Linked DNA regions of Homo sapiens: region 2 is linked to region 1. Evidence: chromatin loops called from intact Hi-C (ENCODE). Cell type or tissue: MCF 10A. All regions are shown on one strand.

The links. Hi-C counts contacts between places; a loop is a spot of excess contacts. Peaks named below come from ENCODE experiments on the same cell type or tissue, not always from the same donor. Only the 100,000 strongest peaks of a DNase experiment are listed, where the experiment ranks them.
Region 2: a loop joins it to region 1, with 15 times the contacts of the local background. A loop is called at or near these places in 11 of 110 quality-filtered maps.

Annotation. Positions count from the first base shown.
Region 1 is chr14:34,094,354-34,102,353 of GRCh38, reverse strand. The region is part of intron 4 of LOC102724945 (a long non-coding RNA gene); the gene reads left to right. LOC105370444 (a long non-coding RNA gene) reads left to right here and starts at 3,322. Exons shown (of 2, transcript XR_943735.2): 1 at 3,322-3,972; 2 at 5,939-6,513. In MCF 10A, a CTCF peak has its summit at 3,456 (motif pointing right); no DNase peak of the experiment used is centred here.
Region 2 is chr14:32,572,896-32,580,895 of GRCh38, reverse strand. It overlaps AKAP6 (A-kinase anchoring protein 6), which reads right to left. Exons shown (of 14, transcript NM_004274.5): 5 at 3,654-3,776. Among named protein-coding and RNA genes, the nearest start is that of AKAP6, 250 kb to the right of the region's middle. In MCF 10A, a CTCF peak has its summit at 4,621 (motif pointing left); a DNase peak (open chromatin) is centred at 4,605.

The DNA.
Region 1 (8,000 bases):
TGACAGACATGATGTTCTAGTTTGTAGGCCCAGGCCTTCAGAGATTGGCAGCTTCCATTTCCTTTCTTGGAAGCTTCCATTTTCTTTCTTCTTAGAAGACCACTTGCTCTTGGATACAACCACCTTGCTGAGAGGAAACCTTTTGAGCCTCAAGGAGAAGCCTACCTGGAGGAGAACTGAAGGCCTCTGCTGACAGCCTTGACAGAGCTCCCAGTTGATGCTGGTTGCAGTCATCATCAACTGGCTAGCCATGTGCATAAGCCATCTCAGATGTGGATTCTCCAGCTCCAATCAAGCTGCCACATGGAGCAGAGATGAGTCACTCCACCAAACCCTGCCCAAAGAGTAGGTTCATCCGTAAAATAAGTGATCATTGTTGTTTTAAACTGTTAAGTACTGGAGGTAGTTTGTTGCCTACCAATGGATGCTGGAATACAGGAGTTGTGGCCTCAGTAAAGGGACACAGATAACCTATACTGTGGCGAGAAGGAAGCCAGGAGGACAAACAGCCTGGCCCCTCTCTCCTCCTGCCTACTTATTTACTACTAGTGACCTCCATTGGATGAACCCAACCAAAGCCAGCGGACAAGGAAGCTGTTGATGTTGTCCTTATAGGCCAGCCCCCTGGGACATGCCAGGTTGGAGAAATGTGAAGGGGCGATCTGGAGGGATGAATGGAAGACATGGAATAAGCACCAGGCACTTTGAAGCTGGTCTCATGGAGTTGAACCCAGTTGATAAAGTTCAACTGCCCAACTGCCCAATAGAGCAAGAACAAAAAATTTCTAAGACAAAGGCCAGAGCCTATTTTACAAGGACTCCGGGTACGTGATCAATAAGGCAGAAAGGAGAAAAATTTACCAAAGCCATTACTTAAAGAAGTAAGCTCTCAGATGGGATAATGCCCTGTGAATGCCAGCCGTGGGCCATGAACTCCCCAATTTCCTGAGCAGTCAGTCTGTTGGGGGGTCTGGGGGCCTGATACACAGTGGAAGATCACCCTCTGCCTTTATGGCCCATAAAACAAATACTTATACTTCTAAGGAAATTGGAGTAATCTAGCTAAGGAAAAGGGACTCTTTCCTGGGGCTAGAAGCTCCAGATAGACAAACCTAGGTGACCTGGGCAGAATCAAGACTGCTGTTGCCTTGCTTGTCAGAGGCTGGTGGCAATGAATCCACTAGCACCTGAAGGGATCCATGGAACAGGGGAACAGTGGCAGAGAGGGAGAAGCCCCTTCAATCTGCTTCTAGGAGAGCAGGCAGGCTGCTCGCTGGGCTCTGGGGCCAGTCACAAAGCCAGAGTAGTGTCCCCAATGTCCAGTAGGAATTTTGTCAAATCTAGTGAGAGAGCTTTCGAAAACTGCCCTGTTAAAGGGAGGTGATAGAGAGTACCATGATTACAGCTGGGATTCAGGGGTCCAGCTGCGTGGATTCAAATTCTGGCTCTGCCTCTTGCCAGCTGTATAATTTTGTTTAATTCCTCTATGACTTAGTTTTCTTATCAGTAAAATGGTGATAATAATAGTGCATATTAGGTGCAGCTTTTAAGGATACATGAGCTTATACTACATACCTAGAGAAACAGCAGGATGAAGTGTCTAAGAGCACAGGCTCTGGAGCCAGATGGCCAGGGTTTGAATCCTGGCTCCACCACTTACTGTGTGCATGATGTAGGGCAAGTTATTTAGTTTCTCTGTCTCATTGTCCTCTTTCATGGGAATAATAGCATACTTCCTTCATTTTGGTCATCACAAAGATTAGTGAGTCAATCTATGTAAAGGGTTTAGAATGGCACCGATATTTAGCAAGCACTCTGTTAGCTGTGATTAGCACAAGGCCTTGTACATCTTGGTGTGATTGTGTGGCATATAATAATCAGGCAATAACATTTTCCTTCTGCTGGAAGCGGAGACAAGAGGGGGAAACTCATATGCTTGTGACAGAGCTCTGCCCAGTTCATATTCAACACATCTCAGAACTGCCCTGTCTCTTGGTTGATGACACTGTGGGTAGTGAAGTTTGGTCCATTCCCACAGGTGTGATCACATTGGTGTCCGTTTTGCGCTCTGCCCCAATCACACCTTAGCTTCTAGGCTGCCTACCAAAGACATTGTCTCCCCAGTGGCGCTCTCAGACCCAGCCTGGCAGCACACTGCCATTGTTGGGTGACTGATGGCCCACGGGAAATGGGGCTTCCCTTCTGCCCTGGGGCCTGGCTGTGAAAGCAAGCACAAGAAAAATGGTATCAATAAAGAAGGCTGCTCCTGGTAGACAGTGCCTCTTTTTTTCCAACTAAATGATACACCTAAGGCATAAACCACAGAGTCTGAAATCTGAGCCAACCTGGTTGTCTTTTCAGCTTCTGGAACCCACTTGGGACATTGCTACTCCCCCGTGCCTCAAGGGTACCCTTCCTTAAGACCTTGTCCTACAAAGGCCTCATCGTGATTTGCCTGTTGGAGCTTGGCTTGCTCTGATAGACAAAGTGCAGGAGTGGGGTGTGGCTGAGCCGCAGCAGCTGCAGGGAGATCTTTCAGAGAACTGTGGGCAGGACAGAGAACTCCGATCCTGGCCCTGGCACTGGCAGGCTGGGTGAAGTCTCTAGTGCTTAACCCCCTTAGTCCTCTTTTTGCAAAATGAAGGCAACATCAACAGACTTCGGGGAGTCTCCTGAGACTAAATCCTTAAAGAGGGAGTTAGGGAAAAGCAGGTGGTAGTGTTCACTGTGTTGACAGAGCAATCATGCTCATCAGAACCTGTGGTTTTAGGGCCTGGGGGCCATGGAAAGAGCAAGGGGTGGCTTCATCCTCAGGTGGATAGTTCTCCTTCCTGGGGCCTCTCTTCCTTCCTCTCTCCCTTGCTATCCCCTAACCTGTCCCAGTGCTTCTTTAGAGACCAGGAAGATTCTCAGGAATGGTTGCCCCTTGGGCCAGTGTTAGAGCAGGAATCTAGAAGGAAGGTCATGTGTTAGGCCTGCAAAATTTACCCTTCTCCCCAGATGCTTCCATTCCTCTTTACCTCACTGCCCTCCCTTAGATTTTTATTTGGCCTAACTTAGGTCATTTTTTTTAACCAAAAAAAAAATGGGGGGCTATTGGCATAGTTCTACCTCAGCAACTATCCAGGGAGCCTGGCCTGGTCCAGGCATGCAGTGGGTTTTCCTTCAGAAATGAGTCCTTTGAGAGCCCAGAGAAGGGCAGCCCTGAGCCTGTTCACTCAGCCTGACCTGGAAAAACTGCAACCCACTGAGACACTCTGTTTCTCAGTTCTGTCCTTTCTAGAAGGTACCATTCCTCCTGAAAGGTCAAAGTGACTGTTCAGTCTCAATCTATCATGTGATGAAAGGTGTGGTACCAACTACAGCAAATAAACTTACAATTTCCAACATCCAACCAAAGAGGCTGACTACAAAATAAAGCTATTCCTACGAAACTGCAATTTTTGCAGGTCAAATTTTCAGCCAGCCACCAGAGGGTGCCCGTAGAGCTCTCTAAAAATGACCAAAACCTGAAGAATTAGAGGAGAAAGAAAATTTCCAGTGCATGGAAGACCAGGACAAAATACAGCTTACCCCCACGTGACTTGAACAGATACACAGGCCAGACAAGGAGCTGTGAGGCTGTCGACAACAAGAACCAGGGTGGGAGTAACCCCAGATTTTACCTAGATATGAGCTAAACAAGTTGCTTCTTGATTTCACATTGGCAATTGCGATAGTACTTTGAGGACTGGCCCAGAAAGCATTTTCATCCCCTGGCAAAACTCTTCCCCATCAGCTTCCCAACCATGTGTACAAAGGAAATGCAAATACATGTGAATAGTAGCCTGAGTCAAAGTCTTCTTGGAAGGTAAGGCTGCTTGCGACTGCTGCTGCTTTGAAAAAGAAAAATCCTACAATGCAAGTGAAAGGACAGATTTTCTGAGCCACTGCTTCTGCACCAGGGTGAGGGTTCAGAAGGACGAAATACAGGTACCATGGTTCTCTGAAGAGATGGTCTTGTGTGGAGCACACCTGGCATGAAAGGATGGGGACAGCTTCTACCCTCTCCCCAGCAGGGCCCGACAAGCAGGCTGTGTGGCATTCCTGTATTTCCAGGGCTGGCACAGTGGCTGACACACAGTAGCTGCCTGTAAATGTTTGTTGAATGAGTGAATAAATGACTAGGAAGGGAGCTGGAGTGGGTGTGACACTGTCTGGGCTGGCTGGAGCTTTCACCAGGTTGAGGGATGACAGGGAAAGGGGTAGGTGGGTGTGGGAGGGTAATTTCCCAGTGAGGAGAGATTCTGTGTTTCATCTGGGTTGCCTGTCTGAGGCCTTTTCTGTGGGCAACGAAGGCCCTAAGACAGAGTGTGTGGACTCTGCCCTAATGATAGTCAAACCGCCCAATGGTCCCATTCATTCACGTATTTGTCTACTAATTGACAGCTATTGAGTACCTAATGGGAACCGTGGCCTTCATCCCTCATCCCTACGCAGGCGACCCCAGACTGTCTTAGCCACCTTCGTGAGCTGGGGATGGGAATGCCGGAGGAAGTGAGCACATGGCTAATACTGGGCAGGGGCTTTGGCTGTCTGGAAATGCAGCCAGCAGGGAGCTGGACTGAGGCACCGGTTGCTGGCAATTGGGCCATTTGTCTCTCTGGACAAGTGCAAGCAATAAGTGTGTATGTGCTCTGTGTGTGTGAGACTATGCAGGTGTGAGTGTGGGTTGCAATAATGTTTCACCTTTGCCTGAGGGTCTACCATTTCACAACCCTTTGGCAGCACCCAGCCTCCCTTGCTGTGCCTACAAGGGAGAGAAGAGGTGATTAATATTTAAATTTGGAAATAGCTGTAGTTTGGAGACAGACATTATCATTCTAATTCACCATTGGAGAAATTATTATGTCCATGCTTTGCAGAGTATAATGTAGCCTCTATACTTGCTCCCTTCCTAATTTTTCTCCCTTGGGGCTGCTTTAATGACATCTTTGGGGGGATTACAGCCTTCAGATGAACCAAGGGGCATGTCTGACTTGGAAGAAAGAGAATGGGTTTAGGAATCTTCTTGTTTCTCTCCTCCCCTGCCCATGGCTAAGTCTGTCCTTCTGATACTATAATGAGCATCTTTTCCCCATCAGACTGAGAAGTGTAGTTTCTTGAGCTATAACCCTTTTAGTTTGCAAATCTCACACTGGTGAGGTGCTGATGATCGCTGGGCCCACTCTGAGTAGTGGCCCAGCAGGATTCCCCACACTCTGTGAGCTGTTTGATGGCATAGATTATGTATCCACCTAGTCCTTTTAAATTTCTGATCTCCAACAGGTCTTGGCACAGTCCTGTGTACTGGGCAAGGTTAGACACAAGTGAGAGACTACTAGGAAAGAGCTTCAATAAACCAGCTATAGCTAAAGCAAAGGAAAATGTTCTGGAAAAGCTAAGCAGGCTCCCGAAGAAGCTTCCACTGGATTTTCCCATCAGATTGCTTTTGTCATAAGATCTTCTCTGGGGAAAAAATCCATTTTTTTTTTTAAAGGGAAGGAAAGAAAACCCATACCTAGAGGCAAAAGATGGCCCAATGACATCTTTGCCTGAGCTCTCTGTCAAGGAGAATCTTAGTGGAAGCCATAAGATTATGGAGTTTAGACATCAACAGAGAGAGTGTGGGTCAGGGAGGAGCTTACCTTAGACACACTCAGCATGGACCAAGGGGAGTTGTGTGGATCTGTGAGTGCCATTTTATCAAATACATAGAGATAACCTCTTTGCTGTTTATAAGAGCGAACTAATGGGAAGAAGCCAGCTTTAAAATTACCATTTTGTCAAGAAAGAATAGAGCAAGCACTATAAACATTTACCGTTTTTTTTTTTTTTGGTCTGTTTAGTAGATAAAATTCTATAAGACTCAACTACTTGTTATTAAACAAACTTATCTTGAGTATCTCCTATGTCTCAGGCACCAAGACCTGTACTCGTTGGAGACTATGATGGACAACACAACATGAATTTCTTGCCCTCAGGTGGTTTACAATCTAGAGAGGGAGGCAGACAAATGACCAGATGACATCCGAGAGACCAAGCTTTGCCTGCCCTCCTGTGGCCTTGGCTGGGGGATCCTCCTGTGGCCCATGGAAGGGGCATTTCTCTGAACTGAAGGACTCCACCTCTCCTATGCTATAACTGGCCAGGGATGGGCCTGCAGTGGCTGATCAGAGGTTCAGCCCTTGGTAATTCAAGCCAATCCAGTTTCTTGCCTTAAAATTTGTAATTGACATGCTGACAGATGAAGTTAGTTACAGGTGGTGAGTGAGCTTCAAGTTTATGGAGACTTGGGACTGAAGCCACTTGATGAGCCACGTATTCCCAGAGAGTGTGTAAAAGCAAAAGAAGCAACCAGAAGAGAGGATGAGAGAGGGGAAGGGGGCAGACTTGGAGAGTCAGCTCCCCTTGATGGCAACAACTCCCCTTGCTCCTTATCTTTGTGTCCTGTGAGATTACCATTCTTTAAAATAAATCCCTCTCTTCCTGCGACAAGTAGACTGAATTTGTTTTTCTTACAAGCAAAAGTTCTGTTTTTAATTCAAAATGTTAGAGAACAATGTGCAGTCAGCCTTTCTATCTACAGGTTCTGCATCCACAGATTTAGCCAGCCTAGGATTGAAACTGTAGTTAGGCCTGTAATGGTTGTGTCTGTAGTGAACATGTGCAGACTTTTTTCTTGTCATTATTCCCTAAACAATACAGAATAACAACTATTTACATTGCATTTACATTGTACCAGGTATTGTATGCAATCTGGAGATGATTTAAAGTGTACAGGAGGATGTGCATAGATTATATGCAAATACTATGGCATTTTATATCAGGGACTTGAGCATCCATAGATTTTGGTATTTGTGGGGGTCCTGGAAGTAAGCTCCCACAGATACTGAGGGTTGACTGTATTAGTTTCCCAGGACTGCTGTAATAAGTTACCATAAATGTGGTGGCTTAAGACGATAGAAATATGTTCTCTCACAGTTCTGGAGACAAGAATCCAAACTTAAGGTGTCAGGAGGGTTGATTCTCTCTGAGGTTGTGAAGAGAAACTGTTCTATGCCTGTCTCCTAGCTTTCTGGTGGCTCTCAGCAATCCTAATGTTCCTTGCCTTATAGACACATTCTTCAATCTCTCGTTCCCTCTTCACATAGCCTTTCTTCACATGTCTCTGTATTTTCCTTTTCTGTTTCTTTTTTTCTTTTTTTTTTTTTTGAGATGGAGTCTCACTCTGTCGCCCAGGCTGGAGTGCAGTGGCCTGATCTCAGCTCACTGCAAGCTCCGCCTCCCGGGTGCAAGCTCCGCCTCCCAGGTTCGCGCCATTCTCCTGCCTCAGCCTCCCGAGTAGCTGGGACTACAGGCTACAGGCGCCCGCCACCGCGCCCGGCTAATTTTTTGTATTTTTAGTAGAGACAGGGTTTCACTGTGTTAGCCAGGATGGTCTCCATCTCCTGACCTCGTGATCCACCCGCCTCGGCCCCACAAAGTGCCAGGATTACAGGCGTGAGCCGCTGTGCCCAGCCCTTTTCTGTTTCTTATGAGGAACGCTTATCATTGCAGTTAGGGCCCATCCTAATCCAGGATGAGCTCATCTAGAAATCCTTACCTTAATTACATCTATAAAGACCCTTGTTCCAAATAAGGTCACATTCTGAGGTTCTGGGAAGACATATCTTTTAGGGAGATACCATTCAACCCACAATAAACAAGGCACCAATGTGTTCATTGCTGGGTTACTCAGTTGGTGGATCATACATGACTTAAACAAGCAACAAAGCAGAGGCACTCATGGAGGAAGTGGGGAGAGAGAGGTATTTTTTTTAAAAGAATTTGATATTAAAATAAAATTGAAGTTCTTATAGGAAAACTTATGATTTAGGATTGTTTTAATTTTACTGAAGTGGAAGAGTAACACCATACTGTTCTCTGTATCTGGGGTCTCCAAAGCTGTTAATATCCTTAGTGAATTTTAAATAGTTGAG
Region 2 (8,000 bases), 1.5 Mb after region 1:
ATAAAAAATGATGAGTTCATGTTCTTTGCAGGGACATGGATGAAATTGGAAATCATCATTCTCAGTAAACTATCGCAAGGACAAAAAACGAACACCGCATGTTGTCACTCATAGGTGGGAATTGAACAATGAGAACACATGGACACAGGAAGGGGAACATCACACACTGGGGACTGTTGTGGGGTGGGGGGAGTGGGGAGGGATAGCATTAGGAGATATACCTAATGCTAAATGACAAGTTAATGGGTGCAGCATGCCAGCATGGCACATGTATACATAGGTAACTAACCTGCACGTTGTGCACATGTACCCTAAAACTTAAAGTATAATAATAATAAAATAAAATGAAGAGTGTGACTAAAGGGAAAAAAATGTGCAATTTATTATGTGTTAAATATACCTCAATAAAGCTGTTTTTTTAAGTGTAGGAGGAAGACAGAGGTGAGAGAAGGGAGAGAGATAGAAGTCTGTCCAAGAACATACCTATACAATTCTATCTTAAAGTGGTTTTCAAAGAAGAGGGAATGTTCAACACTTGCAAAATACCTTTCCAGAATGATATTTTCCTGAAAATGTCATTTTCTAGGCAGGTAGGAATTGTATTTTTGAAAGGAGCAGCCAGGTTGCAAGCAGATGATTAATTATCATGGAAAATCATTGATGTATCATTGCAATTTCACAGTGTTTCTTACAGTTAAAATAAAGCTCCTCCATATCTCTTATAAAGGTATTATAAAGCTTTAATTGATTTGTGTTGGTGAAAACCCTTGGTACCATCATGGAAAATAACTGAATTAAGTATCAAAGTATGAACATACAACTTTGAGTATGATTTTTATATTTTTCTTTATAATAAATATTGGAGGTTGCCAGCTAGTCTAACACATTAATAAACCAGGGAAGACTCAGACCCTAGAGGCTTGCATATCTGTTGATTTAATGTCAAATATAGAGTCTAGAGAGATGTTTAAAGAAACTTGTGTAGCTACCTCTACTACTGGATAATCTTGCAAATACCACTTGCCCCCTCATTAAAAAACAATAATGACTTATGCACGGTTAACTAAAGAATACAAATCTCTAGGCTTATTCATACATTTTCTTTTATGGGAAGGTTGAGAAGAATAACTTATCATTAATTCAGCATGACAGTAAAGAAATACAATAAAAATGACAATATTGATCAGGAGGACAATATAGACTCATATGGAAACAGGAAAACTAAGAATTTGATTGAAAGATGTTTGAGCCACAGGCTGTATCTAAAGTAACAGACACAGCATCCAGTGTAACAGTAGCTCTTGATTGCGCTTTAAGAATATCATTCAGTGGCAATACACACACACTAGGTCTTCAGTAACTGTTAGACATTATTATTCATTATTTTGGAAGTCAAATTTGAGACTGTAATTTAACATCCAGTCAACAGGTCTGTAGATCAAAGTCCCTCACTATTTGCAAAGTAGAAATAAAGAAGATGTTCTATGATATCTCTATTCCAATCAATATAATCAGACATGGGATAGTAGAGAAAACTCATCTAAGAAAATGTTGATCATTAGGCAGAAACAAGACTATTCTTTAAGAAATAAATATCTTAAGAAGGACTCTTTGCTGTGGATCTTTATACTGGTGGCCCACAGCAAACTGGAGAATAACTTCCACATTTTGGGATGAAAATGTCATTACGAGGCAGGTACAGATATTGCCGTTCGTTACGGTCACCTATAAAAAGCTGGCAATTTGTAAGGCTAGACAGAATACAGAAGTCACTAGCCACATGTGGCAATTTAAATTTAAATATGTCAAGTAAAATTAAAAACTCATTTCTTCAGTTGCATTAGCCACATTTCAAATGCACAATAGACACATGCAGTTAGTGGCCCCCACATAGGAGAGGGCAATATAGAATATTCCATCGTCACCAAAAGCTCCAGTGAACTGCATTGGGCTAGAAGGAAGTAGAGGCTAACATAAGGATGCCAAGTAAGAAACCCTGTAATACTGTATTTGAAAAAGAGAGTGCTCATTGGTTACAAAGAGGCCATATCATTCAACCTCCAAAGGGGAAAAAGGGACCTTGGGTCCATACTCTCCTAGCCCGGCTTTCAATAAATAGTCCAGAGTTAAAGTGCTCTTCATGCCCTTGTGCCCTCTGGGACCTCAAAAACTAAATGTGTGTTTTCCATAAAATATTAAGTCAAGAGAAAGTAAGACAGCACACTTAATGTGAAATAAAGTTCATATACTCCTGTTTAAACACAGATTAGAATTTCTGTCAGAACAATGCCAGTGAAAAGTTGACATTCTAATTAATACAATTTACATCATAAAGCACTGAATATCTTTATCTTGCTATTATGAAATGCCCTCTTTAAAAAAAAGTTGAAACTCTACTCAACAGGGAAATGAGTACTAAGGACAGTATATAAAAACCCATGTACAAGAGAGGTGGTTAGGGTCACTTGCATTTTTACACACCATCGACTCAGGTCTCTAAAAAGGGAAGCAATACACTCATCCTCTACCACACAGTTTTGTCATTCTTTATCATCTGCAAGGCTATTTGCATGCAGCAACAGGATTTTAAAGCTGTTTTTCTGTTATATAAACATGCTGCAAAAAACAAACACCAAAACCTGAAACATTATCTCTTTCCCCTCTTTTCTCCCTCTCCATCTCTCCCTTCTCTCTCTCACTTAACATCATAGAGAACAACAGTTCTGGAACCCTGTGAACTCGCATACAGGTAGGACTCCCACATAATGTTTATTCAATCCAAATTCTGAGTGTGTAAGAGGGGCAGAAAATCAACCCCACAGTTGAGTACCCAAGGATTCATGTTCATTGCCTTTGTCAATTTTATGCTATCAGTGAAAGGAATAAAGATGAGATCCTTACAGCTTGAATTTTCATTTCCTATGACACGTGCTTTTTCTTCATGCTTTATCACACTCCACTACTTAGTTTCCACCCCTTCATAATTGATATCGGCCATTTGAAGCATTCAGTAAAAACCCCACGAGGTTCATCGAATGTCCCCCAGTCTATAATTCTTGCTTTTAACATTCAGAAGCAAATTCATCTGAGTGTTTTCCACTTCCCCTCCATGGTTTTCTCTATGCACAGGGATGAGTGTAATGACAGTTGTATTAATTATATGCTGAAAAACCCACATAGCAGCAAAAATGATGGAGATCATCATTTTAAATATTTTATTAAAATAACCCAGTGTAGAACAGATAATGTAGACCCTCTTGATAATGAGAGGTTCATTAATTTTACAAGAATTCTAGAAAGCTTAGAATGGTCATCAAAATCATCTCTTTCATTTATTTGTTTTTAAGAAAGGGAAAACCTTCAGTTGCTGCTTTAGAGAACAAGGGTCTAATAAAATTTTCTAAGGTATTTTTAAATAATTACTTATCCTTCCAGGAAAAGCTTTGAAAAGGTAGCTTGAAACAGAGATGATTTAGGTTTCATAGTATTACTTGAAATGCCTGTAAATTTTCATCTTCTGTGACCCATTAAAATTTGGTTTCATTGACATATAGTAACCTTTGATAAATAAAATTGATATTTCTCATAAACAAACAAGCAGTACATTAAAATCCTTTGATTATTGACAGCAAGAACAACACAATCTTGCCTACCAAGTGTGTCTCCAGATACAGTTTAAGGTCATCCATCTCTGCTTTAGGGGGAGTCCAATTTTCTGTAGTTTCCATGGCTTCATTTAACCATTGAATGAATTCATCCAGTTTGTTTACAAACCCCTTGTGAAAGGAAAGAAAAGGGGAAAAAAAGGGGCAAGAAAGGCATGTTAGTTGGTTATTCTGTAAAAAGCCAATATTAAAAGTTCCAAATTTTATCCATGATCAAATCGATCCCACCGCACTCCTATCCTAGTTTCATCTTTGCTGTAATGGAATTTCCACTATTCCTGGACCTGAACTCTTACCAAAATGGGAAAGAAACTGTCAATGCTTCCCTCTCAGTTTTTCTCTAGAATCACTTTTCTGAGGAATTTGGATTGGATTGTGGGGTGTCACTGTATGGGTGACCTCAAAACATCAAAACATTTCTGGTGTCTGACAAGCATCCCCCTGCCAAAAAATCAGGTCAGGTCTGCTAGGAACACTCGTTGGCTTTGGGGGATTGCCAAATCCTTTACAGGGATTGGCATTCCTGTAAAGATGTTGTTCTTCACCCAGAAGCCTGTGGAGTTTAGTTGCCATAGCTGAACTAGAAATATATTTCAAAATTACATAAGTATTTACAGGTCCTTGGACGAGTTCTGTCCACAGCCCAAATGTCTGTGTCTGAGCCTGTGTGCTACAAAGGAAGGAAGCGTAGAAAGTGGGACCAATGAACAAACATAAATACTTGACTTCGGGTATGTACAGACATAAAGATATATTCTTGGCTAGGAAGCACAAATCACAATAACCTTGCAATTTTTCAAATAGTGGTTATAAAATTTTATTGGCCATTTAGAAGTATACATCTGTAGAAACAGAAAATATTTTGAAAATATGAAAGCCCAACTGCAAACCTAAGTGAAAGAAATGGGGCTGGGCTCCTGCTTTCCGTGTCTGGGTAAACAGCACCACCTGGAGGTCATAAGGAGCAAGGGCAGGCTTCCACACATAACTAGGAATGGGTTGAGATGCCGTTTCCCTATTAAACTTAACCCATTCTTCAGATGTGCCTTTCAAATAATCTTGATTAATATTTTTAATGCTTAACTGAGGATGTCCTGACACTGAAGTGGAAAGAGGTAAAAGTAAATATTTTTTATAATGTTTATCACAAGCTAGGTTTTGCCATTAGGGTTTTTCCTAGATAATATTTTAAGATTCATAAACCTTTAATTCAAGCAATTAGATTACCTCAAAAAAAATCATGAGAAAAAGAGAAAATGGAATTGTGGAGAGTGGTAAGTAAAAAAACAAATAACACTCAGGAACACAAATTGTTTATTAGAGGGGGACAAAGCAGAGATGTGGGCACAGAGTCCCATAGAGTCAGATCATACCATACTGCCATGCTCTGGTGTGTTGCCAACCTGTTTAGATAGAGCTCAGTCTATCATCCCACATAGTGGTACATCATATGGTTTCCCATATTCATACATGTTTCCAAAAGCTTTTCCTATTGAAAATCTCTCTATTGTACCAAGTCTCCAAGGAGAGTCACACCCAGGGATACATATCACAACCAGATTTCACAAATGCAAGATTTCTCATTTATATTCTTTCAAAAATCTATCCCAATTGGTTAGATTTGATAAAACTAATGAGAAATATCATCTTAGAGACATCATAATCACAAACTGAGACCTACACAATTGCAATTGGCTGAGCTGGGAACTATATGGTAGTTTAACATTCCTCCAGTCCTAGACTCCAACCCTAAACTGATTGACAACATCATTGAGGTTTCTGTTGGTCATCACTCAGAAGATTTTCTTCCAGGTGAGGTGAAAATATGTCCAACAGAGAAGGTTTCAGAAATTTCATACAATGTATTCCCTTACTAAGTGAATTTTCTGGTGATCTACCAAACTCAGCCTTTTTTTCTAATTTTCTCATATTGCAACTCTTTCCAAATGCCAAGAATCCATGCAAGATCATTCATTTTGCCCCTTCTCCTATCTTCAGGGTATCAGTTTGTCTGTTCTTTCGCCTTTCCTGCATTTGCATAAATTTGAGAGTTGCTTTGCTTTTCATTTCCTCCCAAATACTTGACTCTTTTAATATCGAAGTTACACTTACTCAAGCTCAGTCTTCTCAGTAGAGTGTCCCATGTGTTCAAAATGTTATTTCCTAAACTCCTTTATCTGGTAGACTACCTAGGGATCAGAATATTTCACAGGTTCATATCTGACTTGATGTTTACCATAGATCCCTTCAGATGTGTACAGTAAATCTGTGAGCAGAAATAAGGGCAGAGTCTGTTAGAACTCCAGTCCTAATTCTCGATACTCTCATAATTAAAATTTTCGTGAAAACTTAAGAGACCCTTTGCTGACCAGATGGACTTACAGAAGTATTGTCTGTCATCTGTGGATGCTAGTCAGAAAAGCAGAATTTAGATGGTTTATAAATGGGAGATGAAAATAGTACTTTATACTTCTTGCAGCATTAAACAGTTTTTACTATTGTATTTAGAATTGTGTTGTTATATCTGTACATATAAATTGGTTTGGGGAGAAAATTAAGTCAGAAAGTATATTATTTAGGGAACAAGTGGTTAAATCCAAGAAGATAAATAGTGAAAGACGTTATTTGAAATGTAACTAGTTAAAAAACCATGCACTATCTTCTCCCCTTCAAAAACAAACACAAATAACCTGTGTGTGTATGTCAGTGCATGGTTGCTTCATCATAAAAGTTAGTCTTAGCCAAAAAGCACTAAACAATGTGTCAGGTTTCCTAACAGAACCATGATTACATAGTTAGCTGAAATCTGTGAGATGCAGATTAGACAAAACCCATTGGTCCTGGGTGAACATTTCCGGATGGCACCTCTGTGTATCCCAGCCAGATAGCAAAACAAGGCTGTCTGATATAGGGGAAACAGGAGTCCTCTCAAGGATTCTCTCTGGGTTTCTTCTGAGTTATATCCCACCCTCACAACTTTTTATTTGTTGCACATTTCCTATCTCTTTTCTTGCCAATACTAAAAAGTTTCATCACTCACAATAGAAACCTGAGATATCCCAGTGTTCCGAACTTATAATAAAAGCTAAGCACCCCGTCCCTTTAGGGAGATCTAGCTTTCGACCTCCCTTCCTGCTTCTATGTGTAGCCTCAAGAATATAAACAGAAATCATGAAAGAAAGCAAAATTGGGGTCCATTCAATTCATGATACCTTTATCACATGCTATTTTTCCACTTCACTCAGCCCCCTCTATCTGTGTACTATCACCGGGTTTCTGTGTACAGTGGACAGTGTACTAGGTACTCTCCCCCTATCAAGAGATGTGCTTAGAAAGACCAAGAAAGTGCCCCTCTATACACAGACCATGTGGATGTGCAGGTGTATTCACATTTGGACACACACAACAAATACTTGATGCCCATTTTCAGAAGCTCTGCTGGCATCTTTGTGGTGTGAATGAAAGAAAATAAGGATGACATACGAAAATGGAAAAAAAATTTAAAAATTATTTTGAAACACAGATCAAATCCTAATGCAACAAATATTGGTCATTTATTTTTTCATTTAACATATATTTATTAAGTGCCTTCTATGTGTGAAAAAGCACACTACTAGACATTGCTGAAAATACAAAGATAAATATCATTGTGGCAAAAATTTCAGCAGAACATATAGCATGTCTAAGGCCTGAATTCAAGTAATTTTAATAGTCAAAAAAGATTACAATAAATAAAGAGTTGGGACACTCTTCTGGATATTGTGAAATTATTATATCTGTATCGGAATTCTGTCTGTAACCAAGTTTGTTCTCACTCTTAGTATTGGCCTACCTATGTGTGTTTCTAATATTCTGAATTCAAATTTACTTCTCTGGAAAGTCAGAGGACTATAAAAATCAGATTTTCTTCATGATATAACCCAATGCCACCACTGCACTACATGAAAAGTACATTTTATGCATGTTCTACTCTCTGCCACAGGCTGAATTACAAACCTTTGAAAGGCTGCATTTTAGCCTTCATTGTTCAAACTCCTCCTGCTGTATCTGTTCAGTGTCTTTCCTGTTATTTTCTACCAGTGTCCTTATTGTCCCTTTCTGCTGCTTCTTCCATTACTTTTCTTTGCCTCCCTGACAAGCTGTCCAGGAGCACATGGAGAGTGACCTAGTCCACAAGATCCTGTCCTCCTGCCCACTCTCATGGATTAACTGTTTCCTTCTTTGTCATGCTCCTATTTTATACAGGCTTTGAGAGTCTGTAGACCCTTGTTTGGCACCAAGCCAGGATTCAACCCCCAGGAGAAATCCTGGTCATCAAACAGAAGAAAATGGAAC